Regions from separate parts of the Homo sapiens genome. Here region 2 is linked to region 1. The links are chromatin contacts, found by Hi-C or POLR2A ChIA-PET in ENCODE. All regions are on one chromosome and are shown on one strand. The core of a region is the stretch at or near the end of the contact, and the rest is flanking DNA. Distances in the headings are between cores, read along the strand shown.

The links. A loop is a pair of places that touch in the nucleus more often than their neighbours do. ChIA-PET counts read pairs that join two places held with the same protein, here RNA polymerase II (POLR2A). Pooled maps may share reads with other maps.
Region 2: a loop to region 1 is called in a map of endothelial cell of umbilical vein, with 6 times the contacts of the local background. The contact joins two enhancer-like sites. A Hi-C loop is called at or near these places in 1 of 168 maps with a recorded cell type or tissue (endothelial cell of umbilical vein) and 1 of 50 pooled maps. POLR2A ChIA-PET finds 5 or more read pairs at or near these places in 8 of 52 experiments (H1, MCF 10A, OCI-LY7 and 5 more).

Annotation. Positions count from the first base shown.
Region 1 is chr11:130,039,672-130,045,690 of GRCh38, forward strand. No RefSeq gene overlaps it. Among named protein-coding and RNA genes, the nearest start is that of APLP2, 27 kb to the right of the region's middle. Within about 2 kb of position 2,505, at least 5 of the 41 ENCODE cell types and tissues checked have a DNase peak (open chromatin) inside an H3K27ac peak, as active enhancers do; they include endothelial cell of umbilical vein, where a contact is called at or near this core.
Region 2 is chr11:130,118,786-130,125,239 of GRCh38, forward strand. It overlaps APLP2 (amyloid beta precursor like protein 2), which reads left to right. Exons shown (of 17, transcript NM_001142276.2): 4 at 1,921-2,033; 5 at 2,829-3,025; 6 at 3,520-3,728; 7 at 4,827-4,994. Among named protein-coding and RNA genes, the nearest start is that of ST14, 38 kb to the right of the region's middle. RefSeq lists enhancers at 105-184, 4,439-4,940, 4,941-5,440. Within about 2 kb of position 3,351, at least 8 of the 41 ENCODE cell types and tissues checked have a DNase peak (open chromatin) inside an H3K27ac peak, as active enhancers do; they include endothelial cell of umbilical vein, where a contact is called at or near this core.

The DNA of each region.
Region 1 (6,019 bases), core at 1,255-3,754:
AGGCCAGGTGCTGGTGGTTCACACCTGTAATCCTAGCACTTTGGAAGACCAAGGCAAGTGGATCACTTGAGCTCAGGAGCTCAACACCAGCCTGGGCAATATGGCGAGACCCCCATCTCTGCAAAAAATGCAAAAATTTGCCGCGGGAGGCTGAGGTGGGAGGACTGCTTGAGCCCAGGAAGTCGAGGTTGCAGTGAGCCACGATCGTGCCACTGTACTCCAGGCTGGGTGACAGAGTGAGGCCCTGTCTCAAAAAACAAACAAAAAACCTTACAAATAAAAAACAGATTTTAGGCCAGGCACAGTGGCTCACGCCTGTAATCCCAGCACTTTGGGAGGCCGAGGCGGGCGGATCACGAGGTCAGGAGATCCAGACCATCCTGGCTAACACGGTGAAACCCCGTCTCTACTAAAAATACAAAAATGTAGCCGGGCATGGTGGTGGGCGCCTCTAGTCCCAGCTACACGGGAGGGTGAGGCAGGAGAATCGCTGGAACCCGGGAGGCAGAGGTGGCAGTGAGCTGAGATTGCACCACTGCACTCCAGCCTGGCAACAGAGCGAGACTCCGTTTCAAAAAACAAACAAACAAACAAACAAACAAACAAACAAACAAAAAACACCGATGTCTATGGTAAATGGAAAGTCACTACAGTCACGCGCCAGATAACGTTTCAGTCAACTACAGGCCGCGTATGCGATGGTGGTCACGTAAGATTATAGAGGGGTCTTTCCTTTCTGCGCCCCGGGAGACCTCGGCGTTGCCACGGGCTGCGCCCCCGGTGTTGCTGGAACTGCAAGAACGAATTTGCACCCCAAGCCTCGGTTCCGCTGGGGGCTGGGGAGTGTCCCCGAGGCCAACACGTGTATCTTTGACCTGGGACGGAAGAAGGCAAAAGCCTTCCCCCTCTGGCCACATGGTGAGATCCCTACCTGGTGTCGGATGAACGCGAGCCGCTCCACTCTGCAGCCGGGGAAGCTGCGCACATTTATGTCAAGCGCACGGTCAAAGTGGTGGCCGGGACGCTCTCACCTCCCAGGGCTTCCCCACCCCGTCCGCGTCATCCTCAATACAAGGTCTCGTCCTGCGCTGGGGCTGCAGGCTCCAGACAGGCCTGCAGGTGCCTGTGGAAAGCCCCCGCGGCCGGGGCCAGGTTCGCAGGGGCCGGGTTGTCAAGTCCGTCCGCACCAAACCGCGGAACACGGAGCACATGACTGTGCAGGGCCAAGGACAGGTTCCCGGCGCCAGAAGACCCAGGTGTCGGAGACTGGGCTTTGCCACCTTCGATTCGGATGAATTTGAAGACATGTGGCTGAGAAGCGGCTCATCCCAGATGGCTGTAGGGTCCGATACATCCCCACTCGCGGCGCCCTGGGCAAGTATCGGACTCTGAGCTCATGAGAGATTCCACTGTGCTGTCCCCTCCTAATGCTCATTAATAAATCCTACTTCCTGTCAAAAAAAAAAATTGGCCCAGCGCGGTGGCTTACGCCTGTAATCCCAGCACTTTGGGAGGCCGAGGCGGGCGGATCACTTGAGGTCGGGAGATCGAGACCAACCTGACCAATATGTTGAAACCCCGTCTCTACTACAAATACAACAATTAGCTGGGTGTGGTAGCGGTCGCCTGTAATCCCAGCTGCTGGGAAGGCTGAGGCAGGAGAATCACTTGAACCTGGGAGGCAGAGGTTGCAGTGAGCCAAGATCGTGCCACTGCACTCCAGTCTGGACTACAGAGAAAGACTCCGTCTCAAATAAAAAATAAAAATTTAAAAATTTTTCAAAAATTTAAAAGTTAATGTATTATTGAAGAAATAAAATTTTTAAAATAAATTTAATGTAGCCTAAGTATAGTGCACAGAATGCCCCAGGCCTTCACATCGCCTCACTGCCCGCTCATTGACTCACCCAACTTCCAGTCCTGTAAGCTCCAGTCATGGAAAGTGCCTAGACAGGTGTTCCTTTATAAAAAAAAACTTTCTTTTTTTTTTTTTTTTTTTTTTGAGACGGAGTCTCGCTCTGTCGCCCAGGCTGGAGTGCAGTGGCGCGATCTCGGCTCACTGCAAGCTCCGCCTCCCGGGTTCACGCCATTCTCCTGCCTCAGCCTCCCGAGTAGCTGAGACTACAGGAGCCCGCAACCACTCCTGGCTAATTTTTTGTTTTTGTTTTTGTTTTTGTTTTTTAGTAGAGACGGGGTTTCACCGTGTTAGCCAGGATGGTCTCGATCTCCTGACCTCGTGATCTGCCGGTCTTGGCCTCCCAAAGTGCTGGGATTACAGGCGTGAGCCACCGTGCCCGCCCCCAAAAAAAGTCTTTCATTTGGCATTTTTACTGTACCTTTTCTATGTTTAGATACACAAATACTTACCATTGTGTTACAATTGCCTGCAGTATTCAGCACTGTGCGGTATACACGCAGGAAGGTAGCCTGGGAACCATAGGCTGTATCATACAGCCTGGATGTGTAGTAGGCTGTGCCATCTGGGTTTGTGTAAGTGCACTCTAGGATGTTTGAACAATGATGAAATCACCTGATGATGCGTTTCCCAGACATATCCTGTTGTTCAGCAACGCATGACTGTACAGTGTACAGTGAAAATAAGCACGAGGAAGGCCAAATGGTCTTAGTTTGTGGATGGATGCTGTTGCCTAAAGAAGGCTTGCTCTCTCTCTGAGTAGGGACAGAAAGGAGGCTAAGCGTGAGAGAGGCGGCTTTGCCATACTAGATGCAATCACACTGGAGACCGGGGTCCACGGTCGAGAACAGAGAAGCGCTTTCGCATTTCCCGCTGTTCCGCAGAGCTGAAAGACTGAGGCCAGACACCTCCTCAGGGCTTATCACGGTGGCTCACCTGCTCCTGCGGCTTCATCATCATCCAGTCAGAGTCCGTGGAAGCGGAGCTGGAGATGCTGGGGATAGGGGTTGGGGTCGGGTGGCAGGTAGCATGACGTGGAGGTTCAGTGAGGGGCCTGGGAGAATTGCTGAGAATGGGATAGTCCGAAAGGCGCGGCTCGCAGCCTGTGGAGTGTGAGGGGACCTGGGGAGCCCAGTGTGCACCCCGTAGAGTTTGGATGTGTATGACCCTAATCGTGACCCCTAGGAATGGGAGCTGAGGGACAGTTGAAGTGGTCAAGCCCTGGTGACCCTCCCATGTCGGGGAACTGCACAGCTCACCAAAAAACTCACCCTCACACTGCCATGAGAGTCTGAACTCGGATTCCTGGACAAGCGGGCATCAGCAGCCAGGGAGGGGCCGTGCGGCCCAGAGAGGACCACAGGGCATCTCTTGTGGAGGGGGGCATGTGTTCCCTTCCCCGGAGGAGAAAGGAACCTAGAGGGATGCAGAAGGGCACCAGGCAAACACTAATTTGGATATGAAATTAAAAATTTAAACGACACTGGCTTTTTCTGGTAACTAAAACTGATCAGATATTTATGGGCTCTGCCCAAGAGGTAGTTAAGAGAAACTTACCTTTCCTCAAGTTAATGGCTTACCAAGAATATGGGAAATATTTGGAAAGAGGGAATAATCTTTCTTCCCTACAATGAGAGAGAGATTGAGTATGTGGAAGGTGGTAGTTAAAGAAAGTGAAATATTTCTTTTGCTACTCCATTTGATTCAGACTGTTCAGTCAATTGGGGAGAGAAGGATTAAAACAATTTCAAAATATTTCATTTTTGTACCCTGCCATTCAACTAATGCCTGTTATTGTAATATCTAAAATTATCTTTGATATCTGCTATATTTTGGGAAACTCTGCTCTAGGGGAAGTGAAGAGTTGCTCCCGGCCCCACCCTCCAACCCTGGGGTTGCCAGCGAAGGTACTGAAAGATGTGGGGTAGAATGGTGTCTAACCTGTTTCTCTTCTCAATCTTCAGCAACCTTTGTCTACCTTTTATACTTGACCAAAATGACCATTTTCTCTCCATTTATATTTTCCTCTCTTTTTAACCACAGAGCCACCAGCGTTCCAGCTTGTTATTTCCTCTTTCTGTTTTCCTCATTTGCTCTGTTTCTCTTCCCTCTTCCTGATTTCTTGATGCTTGCCTTTCGTTGGTCAGCAAGGGAGAAGTTTGCCCAACAGACTTTACTCTCCACTGACCGTTCTTAGGGCAAAATGAAAACCCCAGGCTGGAGCTGCCCAAGGCACTGTGAGAGGCAGTGCATCAGCCGGGTGCAAAATCTCCCGCCTGCAAAGCCAGGGGTGAAAGCCAGGCTGTGATTTCAGGTTCAGCCTCTTGTTAACTATTCAGCCTTGGGCAAGTCTCAACTTCTTTTTTTTTTTTTTTTTTTCCCAAGGAAGAAGAATTTTTCTTAGTACAGCACAAAATGAAAAGTCTCCCATGTCTACCTCTTTCTACACAGACACGGCAACCATCCGATTTCTCAATCTTCTCCCCACCTTTCCCCCCTTTCTATTCCACAAAACCGCCATTGTCATCATGGCCCGTTCTCAATGAGCTGTTGGGTACACCTCCCAGACGGGGTGGTGGCCGGGCAGAGGGGCTCCTCACTTCCCAGTAGGGGCGGCCGGGCAGAGGCGCCCCTCACCTCCCGGACGGGGCGGCTGGCCGGGCGGGGGGCTGACCCCCCACCTCCCTCCCGGATGGGGTGGCTGCCAGGCAGAGGCGCTCCTCACTTCTCAGATGGGGCGGCCGGGCAGAGACACTCCTCACTTTCCAGACGGGGTGGTGGCCGGGCAGAGGGGCTCCTCACTTCCCAGTAGGGGCGGCCGGGCAGAGGCGCTCCCCACATCTCAGACGATGGGCGGCCAGGCAGAGACGCTCTTCACTTCCCAGACGGGGTGGCGGCCGGGCAGAGGCTGCAGTCTCGGCACTTTGGGAGGCCAAGGCAGGCGGCTGGGAGGTGGAGGTTGTAGCGAGCCGAGATCACGCCACTGCACTCCAGCCTGGGCAACATTGAGCACTGAGTGAGCGAGACTCCGTCTGCAATCCTGGCACCTCGGGAGGCCGAGGCAGGCAGATCACTTGCGGTCAGGAGCTGGAGACCAGCCCGGCCAACACGGCGAAACCCCGTCTCCACCAAAAAAATACGAAAACCCGTCAGGCGTGGCGGCGCACGCCTGCAATCGCAGGCACTCTGCAGGCTGAGGCAGGAGAACCAGGCAGGGAGGTTGCAGTGAGCCGAGATGGCAGCAGGACAGTCCAGCTTCAGCTCTGCATCAGAGGGAGACCGTGGAAAGAGAGGGAGAGGAGGGAGAGGAGGGAGAGGAGGGAGAGGAGGGAGACGGGAGAGGAAGTCTCAACTTCTTGAATGATGTTTCTCCATCTGTTAGGTGGGATTAATAATAATACCTGCTTCCTAGACTTCTTAGGAAACTCAAATGAGGTGACATGAAAATACACATCATAGATTTCTAGAAAAAAGTTTCCTTTTATTGTTATTATTTTATTTATTTATTTATTTATTTATTTATTTATTTCCAGAGATGGAGTCTCACTCTATCACCCAGGAGGCAGGAGTGCAGTGGTGCGATCTCGGCTCACTGAAACCTATGCTTCTGGGGTTCAAGTGATTCTCCTGCCTCAGCCTTCCAATTAGCTGGGACTACAGACGCAAGCCACCATGCCTGGCTAATTTTTCGTATTTTAGTAGAGATGGGGTTTCACCGTGTTGCCCAGGCTGGTCTCCAACTCTGGAGCACAGGCAATCTGCCTGCCTTGGCCCCCCAGATTGCTAGGATTATAGGCGTGAGCCACCACGCCCAGCCATGCTGGTGGTTTTTGATGGAACGTTTTTTAAAAAATAATTTTTCTTTTTCTTTACTTTTTTATTTTTTAGAGACAGAGTCTCACTCTGTTGCCCAGGCTGGAGTGCAATGGCAAGATCTCAGTTCACTGCAAACTCCGCATCCTGGGCTCAAGTGATTCTCCTGCCTCAGCCTCCCGAGTAGCTGGGATTACAGGTGCCTGCGACCATGCCCCGCTACATTTTGTATTTTTAGTAGAGGTGGGGTTTCACCATGTTGGCCAGGCTGGTCTCGAACTCCTGAACTCA
Region 2 (6,454 bases), core at 2,101-4,600, 80 kb after region 1:
TTGGGGTCCTCAAGGGTAAGCAGCATGTCAGGCTCACTTTCGCAATCCTGCTTCAGTGTCACATTGAGCTGTGTGATCCCAAAGTCCCTGTGCTAGCAGTGCTGAGAAACCTGACTGCCATTTGTAATGCAGTTTTCATGTGGGGGGACTGTTACACTGCTACAGCTTGTCATGTCAGGAGCCCATCTTCCCCTACTTACACATCAGCAACTCCCTTTCTCTTACCACTGGGGCGGTAGAAAGACTGACTTCAGTGCTTGCGCCCGAGGCCCAAGGCAGAGGATCCTGAGAGACTCATCCATGATGGCGAGGCTGGGTGGGTCTGTGTAGACTTCCCACTAGCTGGGCCCTAAGCCCTTTCTTAGACCACATTACTTTCTCATGATATTTTCAGGGTTTTCCCCCCTTAACCTCAGAGGTTAGTCTGCCAGCTGCATCTTCCTGCCACTGCTTCCTGCATCTCTTCCTGGGCTAAGCACCCTTCTCGCCCTCTCTTCCTCTCCCTCTACACTGTGTGGAGCACATGGCAGACGTATGCCCAGTGTAGATTACTGAGCCTTACCTTACACTACTGATCAGAGTCTTGGGGTGATCATCCAGTGATGTGTTGTATATTTCTAACTTTTTATTGTGGCAAATTACAAACATGGCCAAACAAGAGACGATGATACCGTTCACCCTCACGTACTGGTTGCCCAGCTTTGTAACCACCATCAGTTCATGAGCCACTCTTCCACCTTCTATAGGCCCACTCCCTCACAACCCTGATTATTTGGAAACAAATCACATACCATCTTTTCCCTGTAAATAAACAGCTATGTGTATCTTTCTCCCGACTTTTTGGGACAAGTTTTAGAAAATGTAATAGTGAATATCTCTGTACCCTTTACCTAGATTCTCCAGTTTTACCTGATGTTTTTCTCTCTCTGCATCTTATATGTATATTTTTGTGTTGCTAAACCATTTGAAAGTAAGTTGGGATATCACGACAGTTCATTTCTAAGTATTTCAGCTGGTTTCTCCTAAGAGCCAGGGACATTCTTCTATATATAATGACAATACAGTTGTCATGTTTGGAAATTTTCCTAAGTGTCCAACTAGTGTTTTTTATAGCTTCCTTTTTAAAAGGATCACATACTACATTTCATCTAGGATAGTTCCCTAGTCTTTCTTTAGAAACAAAAACTTTCATGACAATGATATTTTTTAAGAGTCCATGCCATTTGTTTAATGTAATGTCCCTGAGTTTGGATTTGTCTTAGTGTTTTAGCATGATTAGATTCAAATGATAATATATTTTGGCAGAAATACTGTGTAGGTGATATATTATTTTTAGGACATCACACACACCAGTTTGCTCGTTATCAGTGGTGTTAAATTGGTTATCTGGCTGAGGTAGTTTGCCAAGGCTTCCCACCGTAAAGACACCTTTGCCCCTTTGTAATTAATCATTGATTATTCTTACTGGATTCAATTATTACATCATGTTTTGTCTAAAGATTCATCTGTACTTGAGTAGAACACCTGGTTTTAGTTTCTTGGGCATTTGATTACAGAGGTGTGGGCAGGAATAAGGAAGGCAGAGCCATGTGGGGAGAGTAGCTGTGTGTGTCTGAGGCGGGCATGGAGGTGATCCTATTATATTCCCCGTCACGTGTTGCTGTAGCCCTGCAGTGGGACTGCAGTCAGGGGGCTTTTAAAAGGTCCCTGGCATCATGGCTCTGACAGATTGGTGAGTTCTTGTGGCTGCTTGGCTAGAACTGTACCATCCAGTCAGCCTTTGAAGGTACGAGATGTGCATCTGCTCGTATACATGAGACTGCTCCTGGCTGTGTAGACTATCATCATAAACTTCAGTGAGGGGCATTTTCACCTTGAAATCATGGTCAGATCCGCTCTGACAAAGATTCTCTTTTCCAGTGGGTGAATTTGTAAGTGATGTCCTGCTAGTTCCAGAAAAGTGCCAGTTTTTCCACAAAGAGCGGATGGAGGTGTGTGAGAATCACCAGCACTGGCACACGGTAGTCAAAGAGGTAAGAGAACTCGGGGGGAAAGTCAGCTGCTGTTGTATCTGTTAGGAGGGAAGTAGCACTTTTCTCCAAATCTCACCATGCTTTTAAGTTAGTTATGTTTCCCCCATTATCTCCTTAAGGTTTACAATTACTTCTGTCTTATAAGTTAGAAATATTTGGGAGAGAAGTAGGTATTTGTGTAGGAGAGCTCAGTGTTGACAGTCAGCTCCTGAAGTTGAGGATGTTAAGGAGGTGGCTGAGCGAGAATACTGTATGCTGCTGGTGAGGCTCCCAGGAAACCATCCTAACCCTAAGGCCGGCATGGAAATCGCCAGTGATAGAAAATATAGGTCTGGACATATGCACAGGCAGGACTGCATGCCATCTCACTTTTCTGGTGGCAAGAAGTACCCTTTCTTGTCTTCTGTAATTAGGCTGGCTCTGCTCTTTGGTCAGTAATCTTCCTTTGGTCAAATACTGAAGTAGTGCTTGCACCAGTGGTGAGTATCTATTAACATTGACCACCTTATCTGGCTTTAGTCATTATTAGAAAAAAATGCTCTCTTCCTGACTTTTTTCCACATTTGGGATTTCAGTATTTTTGGACCAGATCATGTTTCCCCATTGTAAATTAAAATTTATAAATCTTACAATAATATTATTACAATTTTTTTTTGACAGAAAATGTATGTGTTCATAAGAGAAAGCATTGCTAAGTGATTTGATAAGGGTTTATTTTGGAGGGTAGAGATCGGAGTGTATTTGACCACGTTTACTCTGGAGTATGTTCTGATGTGGCCTGTGGGTTTCTTTTAGGCATGTCTGACTCAGGGAATGACCTTATATAGCTACGGCATGCTGCTCCCATGTGGGGTAGACCAGTTCCATGGCACTGAATATGTGTGCTGCCCTCAGACAAAGATTATTGGATCTGTGTCAAAAGAAGAGGAAGAGGAAGATGAAGAGGAAGAGGAAGAGGAAGATGAAGAGGAAGACTATGATGTTTATAAAAGGTAACTCTTCTACTTTGAACTGTGAAGTCGTTTTGCCTTTTTGTTAGCCCTTCTGTAAAGACGGCTGTTGGCTGCTAGTCCCTCACTTCTGGATAAACTGGGCATTCCTTTGTTCTGCTAGAGTTGATTAAGCTTGCATTTCATTCTAGCCATTGCCAATCACAGGAGTACCTGTGATTTTTGTGTTTACATCATTCTGAGCTGTTATTTTCTGCAGGTTACTATGATATTTTTTAAGAGTCCGTGTCATTTGTTTAACATAATATCCCTGAATTTGGATTTGTCTTATTGTTGTATCATGATTAGATTCAAATGTTCACAAATACTTCCCGTTTGCTGATGTAGCTGGGCCCCAGGGCTTAGTGGCACGGTGAAATGTGCGTTGAGCTTATTTCCTGCCTCTGTTTTTGTGTTTCAGAATAGAGAAGGGACCCATTGTTGTGCTTTGCACATAGGAGCTATTAACCTTCCTTTTTTTCTATTTTGGCCTTCAGTGAATTTCCTACTGAAGCAGATCTGGAAGACTTCACAGAAGCAGCTGTGGATGAGGATGATGAGGATGAGGAAGAAGGGGAGGAAGTGGTGGAGGACCGAGATTACTACTATGACACCTTCAAAGGAGATGACTACAATGAGGAGAATCCTACTGAACCCGGCAGCGACGGCACCATGTCAGACAAGGAAATTACTCATGATGTCAAAGGTAACCCCATGTAGAGCCATGGCTTTGAAATCCATGTGGTAATTATTCACTTAGACTTTTGCATTGCGTCTGTCACAGGTAAGTCAGTCACAGAAGGAAAGGTGTGGTACCTCTGCACTGAAGGTGAGTTCAGCTCTCCAGTGCAGTGATGGGATGGTGCCGTCTTAACAAAGTGGGCAGGCAGGCACATCCAGGGAGAGATGTAGGATTGAATTAGAGAACGGGGACTAGAGAGTAAGAGAGACAACGTAGTCCGCCCTTCAGCAGGATTCTTCCACATTCATCCTAAAATGTTCCCTCCCCAAGGGGAGCTCCCCTCTTCGATACCACTCAAGTTCTGGCCTCCTAGAATAGAAATGGTTTTCTTGGTTTTTCTTTTCCTGCTTGTCTTCTAATCTGTAGGCTGCCCTATTTGTCCAGATGTTTTAGTTGGGAGGGTGAAATTTATTGACCTGCTGGTAACAGATTGGGGCCTGCAGTTTTTTTTTTTTCTCATCTTGCCAATTAAAACACGAAAAGGTTGCAGTAGTTCCAGAGCCATTAACATGCAGCCTCCTGCTGATCGTATATTTGAAACCAATTAAGATGCGAAGAATTATTTAGGACCCAAGTTGGGGGAAATTACTTAACCAGTTGAGAAGTTTGTGATTTGCCTTAGAGAACATAAAAGTGGGAAACAATTGTCCGTTCTAGGTGCTTGTCTTTACTACGGGTATCACCACTTAAAGCAGCCTTTCCACTCACACTGTCTCCTGAATAGACAAACTAGGCAGATACCTCCACTGAACAGATCAGAAATGTGAGGCTCTCGCAGCTGTGAGACAAAGGAATTGCTCTACGTCAATCTAAACTCAGATCTAGACTCCAGAGGGTGCCAAAAAAATATTTATCCCAGTTCCTAAATGTCTCTACTCTGTGGGGAAGCAACTTGTCCTCAGCAAGGCTGGCCTGAGCTGGAGCTTTCGGCCACCGGGCCTCCAGGCTCCGTCCAGTCTCAGGCCTCCCCCAGCCCATCCCCCAGCTCGCCAGCCTGTAGCATTTTGAAGCATTTGACGTCACTGCCTCTGTCCTGCTGACACTCTGACCATTTTCACACAGCTGTCTGCTCCCAGGAGGCGATGACGGGGCCCTGCCGGGCCGTGATGCCTCGTTGGTACTTCGACCTCTCCAAGGGAAAGTGCGTGCGCTTTATATATGGTGGCTGCGGCGGCAACAGGAACAATTTTGAGTCTGAGGATTATTGTATGGCTGTGTGTAAAGCGATGAGTAAGTCCTGCCTCGCGCTGGTCCCGTGCGGCAGCACCGTCCTGTCTGGCGTCCGTCTCCCTGCCGTCTTCGTGGCTGCATCTGTGTGGTGTCCCTGCCCACTCGGGTGTTTGCTGTCGGTCGTCTTCCCCTCATCTTTGTGCTTTCTAGATCTAGGCTTTGCTCTCCTGCCGGCAGTGGTAAGCTCAGTTCTCGTGTCCTGTGCTCACCGTGTGTCTGGTGGTGCTTGGTGGTGATGGTGCGTACCCACCTTGGTATAGCGGGCAGCACAGCCAGGGGCTTGTTCTTTCTTGTCTGGCTTTGGAGTCTGCAGGTCCCCAGGCCACTGTAGTATTGGTGGGGAAGGCAGCTGTCCCCTGGGCTGGCTCTAGCTTAGAGGCACTGAACATTCCTGTCTTTGAACTGCCCTGTCACTGACCCCTGTGATGCATGCCAGCTCATGGGGCGCCTCCTCTCGAAAGGAGTGACAGTGAAGTACTTTGGGCAGTCTAGAATATTGAAATATCTTGCATAATGCACTCTAGAGAGAGCTAGCAGCCAAGTGGTAGTGACTCACTCTGTTTCTTCAATATTTTGCAACCGGGTCACACAGCTTTAGGAAGTGAGAGGATTTCAGTTGGTGTGTGCTTTGGTGTGACAGGAAGGTCAGTGGTTCAGTTGAGTTGGGTTTATGCTGGACGTTGGTAGAAAGAGTTTCTACCAAGAGTTTTCCCTTTTCTCCATGGCTACTCCTTTTTCTCGTTAAGACCTTCAGTCTCTCACCTTGCAGCACTAACCTACACATTAGGAAAATCCTCAGGCCAGACAGTTTTTCTTGGTTCCTACTCTGGAATTTGTTGGAGTAATAATTTGCTATGAAGAATTTGGCTATAGCTTCTGACGGTTTTTCATTCACATGCCTTCATGTTCCCTCTTCCTTCCTTCTACCAAAAGATCTTTCAAATCTTAATGTAATATGGCAGTGCCTTGAGTGCTTCCCTTCCAGCTCCAGGAAAGCTGTTTTTATTCGGTAACAGTTGAAAGGTGAAAGAAAAGGAGGCCTTAGGGAACCTTGGTGAATAAACTTTGCGTTTTCAGGAAAGATTTAGAAATAGAAATTATTGTGATACTTACTGCTTTGTAAAACTTGGACTGAAGCCTGAGGAATCCCACTGAGTGTGGAGGTGGTGATCTCTACCCGAAGGGTCAGCTGGGTGGTGCTGTGAGACATGATGGAGTGGCAGGTCTGTAAAACTCCCGTTTGCTGTGGCTTGGATGAGATTTGCCTCGGAGAAGCTTTGTGTTCATGTTCTTGTGGGGCCTCTGCCTGGAGGGCTTTGCAGGTTGAGAAGCATCAAGTTTACTTCCAGTGGGAGCGTTTTTGTTCTTCTTTGAAGGGGCTGAGGCTGGCGGATGTGCCGGCTTCATGAGTGGGTGATTCCACAGGGACCGAGGGTGTCTTCAGAAAAAAGCATTTCGGC